Linked DNA regions of Mus musculus: region 2 is linked to region 1. The links are chromatin loops, found by intact Hi-C in ENCODE. Cell type or tissue: heart. All regions are shown on one strand.

Region 1 (8,000 bases):
AGGCCCTGCTGGCAGCAACCGCACAGACAAACTGAGTCAGCTGTGAGGCTGTGTTCCTAGCAGTCATTAACAATTGAAGACTCCACTGTCTGGTCCTCCCCAACCCAGCTTCCCTTCTCCTTAAGCATTTTTTACTTATTAAAAAATGTTCTGGGAATCATGTCTGCTGTTTAGTTCCACAATGTGCCTGCTGCTTCCTGTGGTCACCCAAGCCATCCTGCTGGGCTTTTACAGAGGCCTTTAGACCCAGACCAGCCCTGCTCCAGCATGCATTTGGGAACATGCTGGCATTCCCAGCTGGGTGCCCACAGCATCCTCTCTTGCCTAAGCCTTCACAGCTCAAGGTCTTACTCTTCAGCCTGGTCCCCACTGAGGGGGTGGAGTGGGGTGGGCATCACTTCTCCATCAGTAAAGGTCAAATTTGATTTGCAGGGTTCAGGGTAGGAGTTTCTTTGCTCCCCTGGGACTTCAGTCTCCTCTGCCCACACTTCAAGTCCATAGTCTGGTGCCAGCCCAAGCTGCAGGTGCCAGGGGATGGGCTCTCTTTCCAGGGGAGTTGGAGGAGCTCACCACCCCTTTTGCTGACAGGGAGACCCACAGCATTTAGAAAGCCTGAACCCTGAGTTCCAGTAAAGTGGAGATAGCTAGGCCAAGAGCAAGCGTCCAAATGAAAGCAATTAATCTTAAAACCCAAAGTTTAACCATTTGCAAAACAGATCTTTCTGTCTCTGTGGTGACCCTTCACTGCTCGACCTAATGGATCACTTTATTAATAATGCACTGTGCTTAAAAGCAAAAAAAAAAAAAAAAAAGATTTTTTTTTTCTGACGATTCAATACTTCAGAAAGTCTCTTAAACCCGTTGCTAGGGCAAAACGATTGATATTTTATTATCTTTCAGAAGTGCAACATGAAAGCCCCACAGCCCAGCAGAGCGAGGGCTTTGGTCCTCTGCAGCTGGCAGAGCCGACTTCAACCAGAAGAACCCAGCCTCTCTCAACAAGATGCTGTTGGGTACAAAAAAGGTGTTGGGGGAGACTAATGGGAGGCCTGAGGTCCTGCTGCTGCCAGACAATGGGTGCTCTGTGCAGCAGAGGAACACACCCTAGGGCCTAGGGCACCACATCTGCCATGCAGTTCAGAAGGCTGCATTCTGGTAGGGCAGAAGTGTGTATGAAGTTAGGCAGTAGGTGTGGAAAGGCAGGTGAGTGTAAACACAGCTTTTCTTCATTCCCCAATGCAGATGCCACCTTCAGGAACCCAGCCACCTGCTTTCCTTACATTGTCATGGACCCCAGAGACCAGTAGTACCATTCATTGGTGAAAGGCGCCATATTATTTTGCTGTACAGGTAAGAGATGAAGTGATGTCTTGAGCTCCCCTCTGTAGTTCTGGTGAAGACCATTGGGAATCATATGCCCAAGATCTCCAGTTACCCGGCAAGTATAAAGGCCTCCAGACATGCAGTCCCTTTAGCATGTCCCCAGAGCCCATACCATTCTAGGGCAGACCCTGGGAAGAGGTGGAAATGCCATCTTGCCAACAAATAGTTAATCTTCCTAGACTGATGGCTCCCTCATACAAAACTCAGGTCTTCTGGGTTCTTGGCTTAGACCTGGGGAGCTGGGCATGTGGGATAACTTTGGTTAAAGATGCACCCTGTTTTCCACATGCTTCTCGTAGTGACAGTCCCTGTAGATAACCAAGAGAGAGCTCTGGAGCTGGGCGAGAGTGATCTGAAGTAACACAGGATAAGGAATTACTGATGAAAACAGCCAAATCAATGGCTCTTCTCTCCCTGTCTGGCTTGACCCCAGACCTCATCTTCTACATAAAACAGGACCAGCCCAGTACTCTGATGGCCTCCTGGAACTCCAGGGTCTGTGAATAGAGGAGAATGTGCTGAAGATGCTGTTATCCTTCAGCCAGCCCAGAATCATCTAGATCCCCTTTTATCTCTTCCTTCACTCACGCCAAGAGCCTATCTTTGGGGACTATTCGGCCCTATGCCTTCCCTGCATACATCCACCCAGGTTGAACCTTTTAAAAGCCTTTTCCTTCTGATACCTCAGAAGATATAGTTAGTCCGGGACAGTTGCATGAGACAGCAACCAACTGAACACTGGTGTGACCTTGAACAAGTCACTTAAGTTTCCAGCGGTCGTCACGGCAACCACACCTCAGGGGACAGAAGGCACAAACCCAAAGGAGGATTCCTGGGGATGCCCCATTCATTACTCCTAGCCTTTCCAGTCCCCACCCAAATGGCATTAACAGGGGGCTTGCCAACAGTCTTGCCCACCTTTCCCTACAGCACCTACAGAACACACAGAGGACCCGAGGCATTCTGGGGCAGCCACTCCCTGGACCTGCTGCCTGTCTTAGGTCACAGGACACAGGCTGTATTTTACCTTCAAGACAGTTGGGATCCCCCCTACCTTTTAGGCTACTTAGTGCAAGGCACTCCCAGTAAAAATGACTTCAGAGTAGATCTATGAAACCAACTGCTAGTGGTCTACAGCCATGTGACCTCTCAGCTCCGAAGCCGTCTTGAATGCACCCAGGCTCTTGACCATACTTCCAGGTCACCCTCAAACCACTCTCTCTGAAGTGCTACTGGCCCATGGTGGGACAATTGCCTTGGCTCAAACTCCCGCCTTCACATTCAAGGAGACATGAGATAGAGGCCATCACAGGAGACGTCCCTCTCACCAAGTCATGCTGGTGGGCAGCTTTTCCCTGGAGGACCCAGTTGGCCTTCTCCTTTTGGGCTTGCATCCCGGCTTTTGCGCGGTCCTCCCGCGCTCTCGCTCGCCCCCAAGCTCTCTATCCAGTTCCTTTCTCCCTGAAGCTGCTGATTTGCTGGGCACTCAGTGCCTCTCGGGTTACGCGGCGGGCGCGGGGGTGATGGCTGCGGTGAGCAAGGAGCAGCCGCAGAGACCAAAAGCTCAGCGCCAAGCGCCAGGGCGCGGAGACCAGAGGGCACACTGAACCTCCACGCCGCCCCGCGGCGAATCTCCTCGCCCCGCCCGACTGTCCGGAGACCGAGAGACCAAGGGAGCGCGAGGCCAGGAGCTCGCCCACCCCACTCGGGTTCATCCTCCCTCCCCGGGCCGCCGGCTGGCTCCACAACCTGGCGTGGCCCCGCGTCTGTGTCCCTGGGTCCCGGTGCGTGGCATCCCGCGCGCCGCGGTGAAGGCGTTGGGGGCGTCGGGACCCCTGCCTGCCACCTACCGTCCTCCTTGTCCAGCACCATCATCTCGGGCGCTCCGTGTCCAGCCGCTGCTCGGCTCGGCCGGGAAAAGGGCGCCGACTCCGGGCGCGCTTCGGCTGGGCAGCCGGTCCTCCGGCAGCAAGCGGGCTCTAATTACCCGCTTGTCCGGCTCTTAACCTAGATTGCACTCAGCTAGAATTACATTCAGGAGTGAAGCACTTCGCAGATACAAAAGCAGTCTCACCTACTTTTGTGCCTCAGAATTGCAAGGAACTACGAACTGCAATTTAGAGAGAAAGAGAGAGAGGGAGAGGGAGAGAGAAGGGGGAAGAGAGGATCAGAGCCGTTTCTTTGATTCTCACCTTCTAAATGGCTCAATTTGCCCAGTATAATCTGTCTTAATGTAATTGCATTTGATAGCTCATAACCCTGGCTCTGGCAACGACACAGCTTTCAGCCTCATAAAGTGTTTTCCCCTCGGATTTAATCTGAATCTCAATCTGAAATTATATTCAAAGAGATGGGGGAATCTCGGCGGCCGTCTCCCGCTGCCTTTCTCCCTCAATGTATGAGGTTTGCACTCCTGCTACTGAATAAATGCACACATTTCCCGAGGCCCCCCTCCCTGCCGGGTTAATGGGGAGTGGAGACGCGCGGTTGCCCGGCTCTGCAGCGCCACCTGGAGGCCTCTCCGCTCCAGTTCGGCGAATGACTCCGATGGGTACCAAGGTTTCTTCCTGGTCTCCCATGTCACTCTGGTGGACGCTGCCTGCCCCACACCCTTCAACCTTGGTTTCTGTTTCCTCATAGGAAAGCTATTTCTCTAATCATGTCTTCTCTTTACCAGCTCTGCCTAGGGTTACTAGTCGATTCTATAGTTGTCTGGTAAAGTGAATTCCTTTGCAGGGTACAAAACTCCTGTGAGTCCTACAGTGACTGTCCCTGATCACAGCGGTGTCATGCTGCCCCCATTCCCACCATCCATCAACATCCTGATTCTGTGTGCAGAGGGAGAATCCTGTTTCAGCTTCTCTCTGAGCAAGCATAGCTGTTTGAAAGTGTTTTTTCGTCTGCAAATATTTATTGAGCATTTACTATGTACCACACACTATTCTAAGACACTGGATATAGCAGAAAAAATTCTGTTGTGGAGCTGACAATTCTTGCTCACACAGCAGGAAGGAAAACAGGTCCAGTGCCTCTCCTCCTAGACTCTGCTTCCCTGAAAAACCCTGTCCAGGCTGCCTACTCCAGGAAGGCCACCTACTTTAAAACCCCCAAGGGTGCCCTGCCCCCATCCCAGATATTCTAGAGCTCCAAAATGGGAGTGGAAATGATGACTTTCAGCTCAAGAAGGCTCAAGATAGAGATGTTAGGAGCTTGGTCCTGGCAGTTGCTTAGGACTTGGTATTGGCCAGGTGTAGGAAGCTGGGTCTCTTGCTGAGCTATCAGCTGGGAGTCTATCCATTTGTTGCCAATTAACAAAAGCCAGGCAGTGGTGGCCCACGTCTTTAATCCCAGCACTTGGGAGGCAGAGGCAGGCAGACTTCTGAGTTCAAGGCCAGCCTGGTCTATAGAGTGAGTTCTAAGATAGCCAGGGCTACACAGAGAAACCCTGTCTTTAAAAAAAAATAGATAGCAGCTCTGAAAAATCACTTCCTTTTTTGCCTCAGTTTCCCCATTTTGTTTTTTTGTTTTTTGTTTTTTTTAAACAAGGTTTCTCTGTGCAGCCCTGGCTGTCCTAGAACTCACTCCATAGATCAGGCTGGCCTTGAACTCACAAAGATCTGCCTGAGTCTGCTTCCCAAGTGCTGGGATTAAAGGTGTGTTACTAGTTCAGTTTCCCTATTTATGAACTAGTCACATCTGTTCTGGCTCTAAGGGTGCCACAGAAAAGCATGTGAAAGGTAACTGTGGTGCTCCAGAGACAATGTGGGGTGGGGCACTATCTCATACACAGGAGACCAAAAGGCAAGCATTGCCCTTTAGATCCTAGGAGCGGCACCCCATCCCCCATACTTTAAAGGAGGATGAGGTGGGGAGTGTAGCCCTTTCTCACTCCTAGGCAGGGAAGTCAGGCTTTGAGGAGACTGAAGAGCAGCTGTTTCTAATGAGATGCCTCATTCGCAGCTCAGAGGGTTTCGCTTTCCCCTTCATCTTGAATACTTAATCCTAATAGTCCTTGAGTATATTTGATGTTAAATATATCATTTTGCTCAGACTCACTGTCCCTCAGGACTGCAAGCTTGATCCCCTACCACTGCAGCCAGAGCTGTGCCCTCAAGGTGTGAGGGGAAGCTTCAGTGTTGCTGACCCCCTCAGCCCAACTGGTGCAGCCTCCCCCCCACCCCCTCCCCCACCCGCTAGGTGAGGGGGCCAATCAATGTAGCAAGTACAGGGCCTGGCAAGGGCAGTGCATTGAAGAATTATCTCTGGGTTATCTGGAGACATATGGTCTGTAGTCTTGCTCCTGATCCCCAGGGGCCTACATCCTGCTTTGGGGTCCTGACCCTGACCCACGACGACTCAGTCAGCTTGGATCACATTCCCACTCTTGCGTCTGAACCTCCACTCATGCCAGCATCCAAGATACCCAACAGGCAGCCACTTGGCCAGCATCCCTTTGAGGAGCCAGGATTCCTGCTTCCCAAGCCTGAGGCACAAGGCAGTGAGCTGCAGAAGCAGGCAGGGCATATGGGCAGGGAAGCGATGCTGTCTGTGAAGGCTGCTTGTCCCCACAGGTGGCTTCCTCTACACCCTAGCTATGAGCATGGCCCCCTAACTTGTTCTGAAGGGAGAACCCCAGAACTAAGTGGCAGTGCTGCCCAGCAAGTCTCCGGGTGCTTAGGAAGGGGCCAAATGTGAGCTTCACATGTAGGGTGGTCTCTCTTAAACTTATAGGTGGGCTGCACCCTCCTGTCTTCCTCCTCTCAGGCTTGCCCAGGTCCTGGGTGGAATCCTAAGATGCCCTGGGGCTGGAAGAGACAGTTTTCACTCCACACATTCCACAGGTGGTGAACGAGCCATCTCACTTCAACACACCAAAAGTGCTCCAAAATGCCCTCCAAATGCCTCTGGGGACATCCAGGGGACACCAGTTGATCAGTCCCCAAAGTTTCTAGGAAGAGAATGGGGGTGGCTGCCTTACACATTTCTGAACAGGTCCCAGCAGCTCATCCTTGTACCTGGCAGAAACATCCAAAGAAAAGGGTTCCTGCATTGGGGGTGGGGGACAGTTTCACTGGATGCCTAAGGGCCCAGGCAGGCTAGATTAATCCAGAGATCTTCAGAGGCTGGCCAACATGCCGGAGCCCCGAGGGCCTTTCTTGAAGCACAGTGACGTTATCTCCAAGATGGGGTTACACACTGACCAAGTGGTTACTAGAGAGGTATTCAGGGGTGACAAGGGTCCTTTCCCTGTGCACGTGGCAGCCACAGGACAGAGTAAAGCATCATTTGCCGTGCCATCAGAATGCCTGCTGGCCAGGTTCTGATGCTCTGCCTTTCCACTACACGCACAAAAGCAGCCAATGCACAGGAATTTGCAGCCAGCTTACAGTGGAGAAGTGCACCGTCGGCAAACTCCCTCTTTGGGAGTCTAGAGAGGCCTTCTCAGAAACTGCAGTCATAAACTGTTAGGCCTTAGAAAGGCCTAAGCCAAATCTGCACAAATCTACCCTGCCCCTCCATGAGAGCCACCCCACCCCTGTATACGAGCCCCTAAACAGCTAGGGGTTTAGAAGGACACAGGTCTGCCCTAAGACTCGGGGATTTCCTCTGCTACCAGACTTTCTATGCTAAAACAGACTGTCCTGAACAAGCCAGGACAATTGATCACTATAGGGGAAGATGGTAGGACAAGACAAGTAATTATTGGGACCAAAGAAGAGACCAGACAGACAGACCCTCTTCCTAGTGATTAGCAGCTCCCAACTCTAAATTTCGGAGTCTCCTTGTCCTACTATGTCATACTCTAGGCATGAATGTCCTCAGCCCAGAGGATGGTACAGAGATGACTTCTCCAGACAACTACAGTGCAGTTGGGGGGAGGGGGAGGGCGGGGGAGGGAATAGTCAGACCCAAGGGTAGACTTAGATTTTGTGAGACCCAAAGTTTACAGCAGTCTTAGGGGTCGGGGCTCCTTAAGAAAAGCAATATGATCCCAGCCTGGGCTGCAGAGCAAGACACTTAACTATCCTGGGTTCCCCCAACCCCAACCCACCTGGCCAAAAATGAGAGAAAATGAGATTCTTAATACAAACGGACCTGGTAGTCTGGTAGATCTGGTAACAGTAGGAGACCCTAAAGGCCCCAAACTTCTTGTCTAGTCCACCCATCTATCCTAACCAGCAGGATACTCACTAATGTAGTCTGGGTGAACTGATGGCATGCAACCTCCTAGCCCTGCAGAGGGCCAAGATAACACCACCCACCAAGTAGGCCCTGAAGTCTCAGTCCCCAGGTGCAAGGCTGGGCGGACCCAAGGACCAAACTATTTAGAATACACCTTCATCCGCCAAGTTCTCTGAGCACCCCTCTCGGGCTCCCTTTCACACTGCGGTATGGAAAAACATGAAAATACTCAAGGAGGCCCAGAGAGTGGCTGGCGGTGGGTACAACCACAACCGGGAAGCCCGCACCCCACGGGTTCTCTGTATGCTCCGGATGCCTGCAATGGGGCAAGAGCGAGAGAGAAAGTTCCCGGCTGCAGTGTGCCCAGCTAACAGGCTCCAGGATGCGCGCGGGGCGGGGGGGAGACTTCCTCATCCCGGCGAGGAACACGGGGC
Region 2 (8,000 bases), 72 kb before region 1:
GGATTTAGACTGCATTTATCAAGCTATATGTGGCTGGCTGTTTTTAAATGATGTTTCATAGCAACATGGAAACGACAGGCCTTTCTTCAATGTCTGTTCTTTATTTTATTTTCAAATATTTTAAGGATAAAACATATCCAGATATAGGATGTATTAAATTTGAATATATTAGCAACTTCTAATATCTGGTAATATGTTAACTCACTTTTTAAAAACAGAGCTTGAGAATAAAGAATCTTTTGCCACTTCCTTGAATTTCTTTGGGTTTCTTAGAATGTGCTCATAAAAGGTTGTTGTAAGGTGGCAGCTCTTGTTTGTCACTTTTATTTGTTTTTTGCTATTTTTGTTGTTGTTTTTAAAGATTTATTGATTTCATTTATATGAGTACACTGTAGCTGTCTTCAGACACACCAGAAGAGGGCATCGGATCCCATTTCAGATGGTTATGAGCTACCATGTGGTTGTTGGGAATTGGACTCAGGACCTCTGGAAGAGCAAGTAGCCAGTGCTCTTAACCACTGAGCCATCTCTCCAACCCCCATCACTTTTATTTGTGGTGAGGAATGCAAGCAGTTAGATAAATAGAGTAATGCACTGTTGTAAAAAAATGGAAACAAACAAAAACCAACCAGTTTTCTATTTCCATTCTTCTTCCTCTTTCTCTTTTTCTTCTTCCTTTCAACCCTTTTGAGACAAGGTTACACTCTGTATTTTTGGTTAGCCTAGAACTCACTACATAGACAGTCATCTGGGTATGGTGCTGTTCTCTTGTAATCCCAGGGCTGTGGAACCAGAGACAGGCAGTTCCTTAGGGTTTGCTGGCTAGCCAGCCTATCCTCTCAGTAAGCCCCAGCATAGTTATTGACTCTGTCTCTGAGCAAACAAAATCTGAGGCCTGGAACCTAAGGTTGCCAAGGTTGTCCTCTGGCTACCACTCATTCATGTTCACACACAAGTCTGTGCAACTATATTCAGATGTGGAGCCACACATACATGAGTGTACACACACACACACACACACACACACACACACACACACACACACACACACATCAAATAAAGCAATGTTTTATGCCTCTGTCCTCCTTGAATATGTAGGTGTCAATTTCCCTTGTTCATTCTTACAGCTGCATGGCACATCTGCTCAGCCCAATTTAAAAACTCAGGATCTGGTCAGAATTCCAGACTCTCTAAGCCCACTTAGGTGCAAATCTATAAATATGAGAGGTGCCCACCCTCTGGGCCCCACCAGGGCGTGTTGCATTTATTCCTGGCTTGCTTTGGTTCACACATCACACCCCATGGGGTTACCTGTTGGTTCCACAGATCCTTTGCCTTTGAACTTCTGTGGTCTCTGCATCTGCAGCCATGTGAGGCTCTCCTCCAGACTAGCTTGGATTCTGCTCAGATAGTCTGAAGTAGCTGCTGCTACAGACTAACCAATCATGGTCAGCTCAGGACAAGGATGTGAGGTTTGTTTCCCTGCAGATTATACTTTCTCTGCTTATTTTCCTTCTTTTCAAGTGCGTTTATGTATGTTGGCATGTTCATGCATGTGCAGGTGTCCTTGCACATGTGTAGGCCAGAGGACACTCTTGGGTATTGGTCGTAAGACACTAGCTACCTTTTTTTTTTTTTTTTTTTTTTAATGGTAACAGCTTTTTCTCATTGGCCCAGCACTTGCCAAGTAGGCCTTTATCTGCTCTCCAGTGCTGGGCATGACAAACTGTATCACCACACCCGGCTGAGTTAAAAACAACAACAACAACAAAACAGATTCTGGGGATTGGACTTGGGACCTCGTGTGTGTGTGTGTGTGTGTGTGTGTGTGTGTGTGTGTGTGTGTGTGTGTGTGTGTGAAGCACTTTACCAACTGAGCTATTACCTCCCCCTTTTTGTGTCCCTCTGAAGAGCTGAAGGTCAGATACACATTTTAGGAATGGGGGTGGGGTGTCTAGGTGGTCTCAGCCCTGAGCTAAGCACAATGAGGAATTTCTGCATCCTGCTGGGAACTCCAGGGAAGATGGAGACAAGATGCCACCACCACCACCACCACCACCATTTTCACAACTTTAGAACAATCTGGACTCTTGGACTTTTTCCTCAAGAGGGAGTGTGGGGATCCATATGATTTCTAATGTAAACAATATACAGTGACAGGATGTGAGCGAATAAAAGATGAGTAAACAAAAGCATGGGAATAAATAAGCCGCCCATCTCGGCCCTGTTCTAAGCTGCGAGGCAGATGGAGGAAGCATTCCAGCAGGACAGGATGACACAGTGGCTGCTGGTTCCTCCTCCCAGAAGCTCACACAGCCTCCCACCCCCAGTCCCCACCCTCGGAGTCCACTCTCTTCAGCAGAGCCTATTTTAGGGCCTGACCACTTCATGCTCTAACAGTCTGGTGCCCAAGAAAAGCAGGACAGATATTGCGAGATAGTGTGGCAACCTTCCTCTCTGCTGTCGCCCCAGAGGCTCAGTTTCCCTTGTCCAAGTGAGGGGATTAGACTAGATGATCTTAAGCCCTTTCACAGAGTTCCCATGGTCCCTCCTGTCAGGAATGCATCATATTTCTGACCCTCAGTTTTCCTATGTATAAAATATGCACTTCTGATGGGAAGTCTCAGGCTGCTTTCCCCCTCCTCTATCCCACTAGGTATTTTTGTGCTGGTGTGTGGAGGTATTGTGTCGATGTGTGGTATATACCTATCTGTGCATGTTCATATGTGAGCATGAAAATGTATGATCATGCTTGCTTGTATATGTGGATGCCAGAAGTCAACGTCAGTATCTTCTTCAATCAGTCTCCACCCATTTTTATTTTATTTTACTTTATTTTATTTTATTTTATTTTATTATTTTATTTTATTTAGACAAGGTCTCTCTCTGAACCTAGAGCTCTCTGATTCATCCAGACTGACCGACCAGTAAGCTCTAGCAGTCTTCCTAGATCCATCCCCTCCAGTGTTGGAATTACAGTCACATGCCACTTCACCTGACCTTTTACATTGGTGTTGGGGGTTTGAACTCAGGGCCTTGTGCTTGTGCAGGAAACATTTTGCTAACCTAGCCATCTACTAGGCTTTGACTTCCCTAATTTGTTCTCTCCGTTTGTATGCAGATACACAGAACCCCAACCACACTCCTTACTTCAAGGCAGCTTTGGACTTGTCTACCCTACTCTTCTGGGCCTGCAACCCTTGAGTAGACTAGAGGCAGTATATCCATATAGCACCACTCCAGACCTCCAGTAGGTGATCTCCCTTTGATCTCCCTTTCCCGTGCTCCCTGCCTGACAGAAGGCACCACCTCAACCCCAGACACATTTACCCAAAGCCTCCCTGCTGTATCCCTAAGCAATCCTATGGTTTGCTAAAACCCCAGCCTCTGGGCCTGCACCTCTGTGGTAGTACTGAGTCTATCTTAGGAGTAATTACCTAAAGGGGGGTGGCTGGGGAGCAGAACACAAGGGATAAAGGGATTGGTTCCCGCATGAGGTGTAGGGTAGCACTTGGGAAGCCAGAAGAGGCAAGCAGGCAAGGCAGCTAGTGAGAGGTAAATTCTGCCTTGGGCCTAATGTCACTGAGGCTTTGGGATCAGTCCTCTTGTCCCCCAGCAGATGGCAGTGTGTGAATAGTGATGGTTCGGGCTCTCTGGATGAGAATTTTGCAGGCTATAGAGCAGGAAGGGTCACTGCCCATCAAAGGGCATCGGTCAAATAGGGATCATTTGTCCTTTTATAGACTCACCCACTATGCATGTGCTCTGCTGCGAAGAGGCTTATCCAGGAGCAATGTGGTCAGCATGGCAAGCTTCTCCCCTTGCTCCAGATGCTCCTGCTCACCCTGCTGTGCCTTGTGCTCAGATTCATGAGGGTCTGGATGGGGCTCAGACTTGACCCCAAGTCCTCATGGTACCCACCAAGGAAGCTCACTGCTACCTGGCCAGCTCTGCTGCTGCAACTCTCTCAAGTTAAAGTTGCTTTGAGATAGCTCTCCCCAGGACATTCAACTCTATGTGGTGATCCTGCAGTAAAGGCAAGCCCAGCTGCACCGGCTAGTTTGAATTGTCAACTTGTAACACTCTAGAATCATCTGAGAAGAGAGTTTCAAGTATGGATTTCCTAGATGGACTTGGCCTGTGGGGGGGAGAGTCTTAATTACATTATGATTGTGGGAAGGCCCAGCCTAGACGTGGACCCTGAGTTTGGGGTCCTTGACTGTCTAAGAGTAGAGATGGAGAGATGAATAGAAAACATGCATTCGCTCATCTCTCTCTGTTCTTGACTGGATGTGACTACCTGCTTCATGTTCTTGGCTGCCATGACTTCCTCACAGCGATAGACTGTAACCTGAAGCTGTGAACTGAATAACCCTCACTCCCCTTAAAGCTGCTTTTGTCGGGGTGTTTTTTTTTAATCACAACAACAAAATGAAACTAGAACACAGCCCATGTCCACAATTGTTCCCCAAAGAATAGCACCTAGAATGCTAGCCCCTGCCCACCTCCACCTGCTGAGTCCTGGGTCCCCCCATCCCCTGACGCTTGAAATAGGATCTCCCACAAATGTCCTAGGATGCTTAACCCTCATTGTCAACTTGACTGATTTAGACTTCTTTATGAAACACCCCTCTGGTTATGTCTGTTACAGCATTTCCAAAGTAGTTTAACTGAGGAGGGAAGACCTACCTTGACCAGAGACAGCACCATCCCTTGGGACTGAATACAGAGCAGGTAAGAAGAAAGCTAGCTGAGCCCTCCATCCATCTCTCCCTGCTTCCTGAGTGCAGATACAAGGTGACTGGACATATCACACTCCAGCTGCTGTATTTTGTTCACCACGGAAGACTGTACTTTCTAAATCATAATCCACCATAGGAACAGAGGGTAAGGGAAATTTTCCTTAAGTTGGTCTTGCCATATGTTAACACAGCAGTGAGAGAAAGATAACTAATATAATCCCCACCCCACCCGGGTCTGGGATTCAGGATGTCAGGTTCAGGTTGAATCAACAGCTCTATTTAATCCAGAAGGAAGCAGCCAGTGGGATCCCAGATCTTAGACTAGCCTGGACCAAGAAGAGACACTCTAGCTTGTGCCTGCTCTCACCGTTGCCCCCAGGTATTGCTCCTTCGCAACTTTCAGATGCCCGTTGTAGCATCCTAGAGGTAGCTGGACTATGGAGTCAGACAGCTTCTGGCCTTCCCTTCTCGCCTTCACTTTGCTGCTCTCTGTGTAGCATGAATGATTTTGTCTGTGAGCCCCAGATTCCTCTTCTACAGGATGAGAATCTTAGACGTATACCACAAAAGTTGTGAGGCACTGGATGAGCCCCCACAGAGGGAAGCCGCAAAACTCATGAAGGGAGAAGGAAGAGTAGAAGGAAGGGTAGATTCCGAGGTTGGTCTGTTTCATGCCTCTTATTCCAGAACAGGCAGAGGGTGAGACTCTGGGGCAGTACTCCATCAGCACCACTAGTGTGGAAAACAGAAGAGTGATCATGGTAGCTATCCCTTGGTCACCCTCTAGGGACCTCTGAGAACTGGCTTTTTAGAGTGTGTGGGTTCTGGTTCTGCCATTGGCCCTGAGAAGTACTCAGGGTTGAGTTGATCCAGAGGGAATGTTGAAGATTGCATTACTTAAAGGATTTGTGATTGAAGTAAAGCTTGACAGATAATGAATGGCCAAAAATAGTGTGTGTGGGGGCTGAAGAGATGGCTCAGTGGTTAAGAGTCCTGGCTGTTCTTCCAGAGGACCTGGGTTCAATTCCCAACAGCCACATGATAGCGCACAACTGCCTGTAACTCCAATTGCAGGGGATCTAACACCTTCATACAGACTTACATGTAGGAAAAACACCAAAGAACATAAAATAAAATTAAATTAAAAAGTTATTTTTAAAAATAGTGCATGAATGCACACTGTTTTAGTGGCTGTACTTATCTTATAGGCTTTCCCAACTGGTTGGGAATCTTTTGAAATAGAAAGGAGGCAGGTAATAAGGGATCCAGTTCTTACACATCTTATTTCCTGATTCTGTCCAGCATCTGTGACCTGGGATACTCTTTTTAGTGAGCCCTGATTTCTCATTTAAAACTGGGACAGGGTGAACTTTATAGGGTTTTCTCACTCTGAGACCACTGGGTCCTAGTGGGAGAAGTTAGAAGCTGAGAACATGCATCTTCCTACCTGGTATAGAATGTAGGCCTTTGTAGGTGGCCACGGCTTCTCCTGGTGTGAACTGACAGCAGATGTTCAGAGAGTTTTCCACAGTGGGTAGAAGAGCGGAGTCATGGACAGGCTCAGGAGTGACTGTGAGCACTGAGGAGTTGGTGTATAGCTGTTTCTTGCTGGCCCTGGCTATATTTGTTCCCAGATCTGTCCTACCAAGACTCAGGGAGAAGACAGAGACGCTTCAGTGCTGGGATTCATCTGCCATTGGATCTATGAGGAGATATGGCTCTGTGTTACCTGGGGAGCTTTAACAAACAAGGGGTAGTATTATTTAGATTAACCCAAGTACAAGAGGTGAATAAGCAGAGAGTCTGAACATTTACAAACCAAGGACAGGACCCTGGCTGATTCCCAGTAGCTTGGATGAAAGCTGGTTTTCTGATCTTGGTGGCTGAAGGAACTCAGTAGCAGGTCTCACAGTCCTTGTTGTCCTGTCCTCCGCCCAATGAATCCGTAGCCCTTGTGTCTGCTACTCATCTGCTAGTCATCATTGCTCATAACTGTTCAGTTTCAGCTTGCCGTAACCTACTATGGCCCTTCAGGACTCAAACCCAGACCTTTACTGTAAGACCTTTGTAGATGCACCTACAACCATCTAGTCCACTATAAAATCTGTATTACTCACATTTTACCGTTAACAAGAGAAAGATGATAACCCACCATTTCCAGTCAGGTACCAGATTCCCATCCAATTAGCTGTGTTAGGAGACAACACAGTACACTTGCTGTCTGAAGAGGACATTAGGTTCCTTGATGACACACAAGGAGGCTATTACAATTTGAGCGACTGGTACATGTACAAGGGAGTCTAAGGGGACAAATGGGGCTGTGTTCTATTTGCAATACCTTGTCAAGACATGCTCTTTTGTTTAGGGCTCTATCAGCCCAGAGGGAGAAAGGGACAGCATTTTGCAGAAGAGAAATGGTCCTGTTATATATCAAGTACTGATCATAATCTCTTTATTACATAGGATAGTGCACCTTTATGTCTTCTCCATTCCATTCTGTATCTGCTAGCTTTTGCTGCATAATAAACCAAGCATCCCCTAAAGTTGTGACTTCTAATGATAACTATTATTTCTCATGAGTCTATGGGCTACTGTGTGACTCTGACAATTTGAGTCTTGTCTGGTTGATCTAGCCTTGGCTTTTTTGTGGGGACTCAAATAGGGGCAGAATGATCCAAGATTGCATCATACAATGGCTCAAAGTTTTAGAAATGAGCTGAATTTAAGTTAGACACTACAGATCCCCTACCAATTAGCAACCTAACTTGAACTTATAAACATGGCCTCTTGGAAAAGCCAAGGTCAAAACTTGTATAACATTCCTTGTCTTTTAGATCATTCTTCAAACCACTCTAGATTCAAAAGTTAGGAATCCTGACTAGGTGTTCCAAACCACACTACAAAAGGGAAAAGAAAAGATTAACATCAATCATATCTGCCACACACCACCAACTTGTTCATGTTGTCTCAGAGGTGGCTGAGGGGACTTAAGCCTAGGTCAAGGGAGCAGGAATGCAGGGGTCTGCTTCTAAGCTTTGTACATGGATCTGATATCCTGAGTTGAGATGCCAGCTGGATAATACATCATGGAGATCATTTCTCTAAATGTCCCTGTCTTTGCCCTCATGATTTATTGAACACAAATCCCCATAGTTAGAACCCCACCCTGAACCTTGTGTTCCCTAGATCACCTCTTAACCAGCATCAGGGAAGAAGCAGACGGTTCAGACAGCCATGGGAAGGGACCATGCCACGCTC

The links. A loop is a pair of places that touch in the nucleus more often than their neighbours do. Peaks named below come from ENCODE experiments on the same cell type or tissue, not always from the same donor. Only the 100,000 strongest peaks of a DNase experiment are listed, where the experiment ranks them.
Region 2: it touches region 1 in a loop (5-fold over the local background); 9 of 42 quality-filtered maps call a loop at or near these places.

What each region holds. Positions count from the first base shown.
Region 1 is chr7:109,166,750-109,174,749 of GRCm38, forward strand. All of the region lies in intron 1 of Lmo1 (LIM domain only 1), which reads right to left. Among named protein-coding and RNA genes, the nearest start is that of Lmo1, 4.5 kb to the right of the region's middle. In heart, a CTCF peak has its summit at 3,895 (motif pointing left); a DNase peak (open chromatin) is centred at 3,882; H3K4me3 peaks cover 2,280 bases; H3K27ac peaks cover 954 bases; H3K27me3 peaks cover 6,968 bases.
Region 2 is chr7:109,095,094-109,103,093 of GRCm38, forward strand. No RefSeq gene overlaps it. Among named protein-coding and RNA genes, the nearest start is that of Ric3, 16 kb to the left of the region's middle. In heart, a CTCF peak has its summit at 3,622 (motif pointing right); no DNase peak of the experiment used is centred here.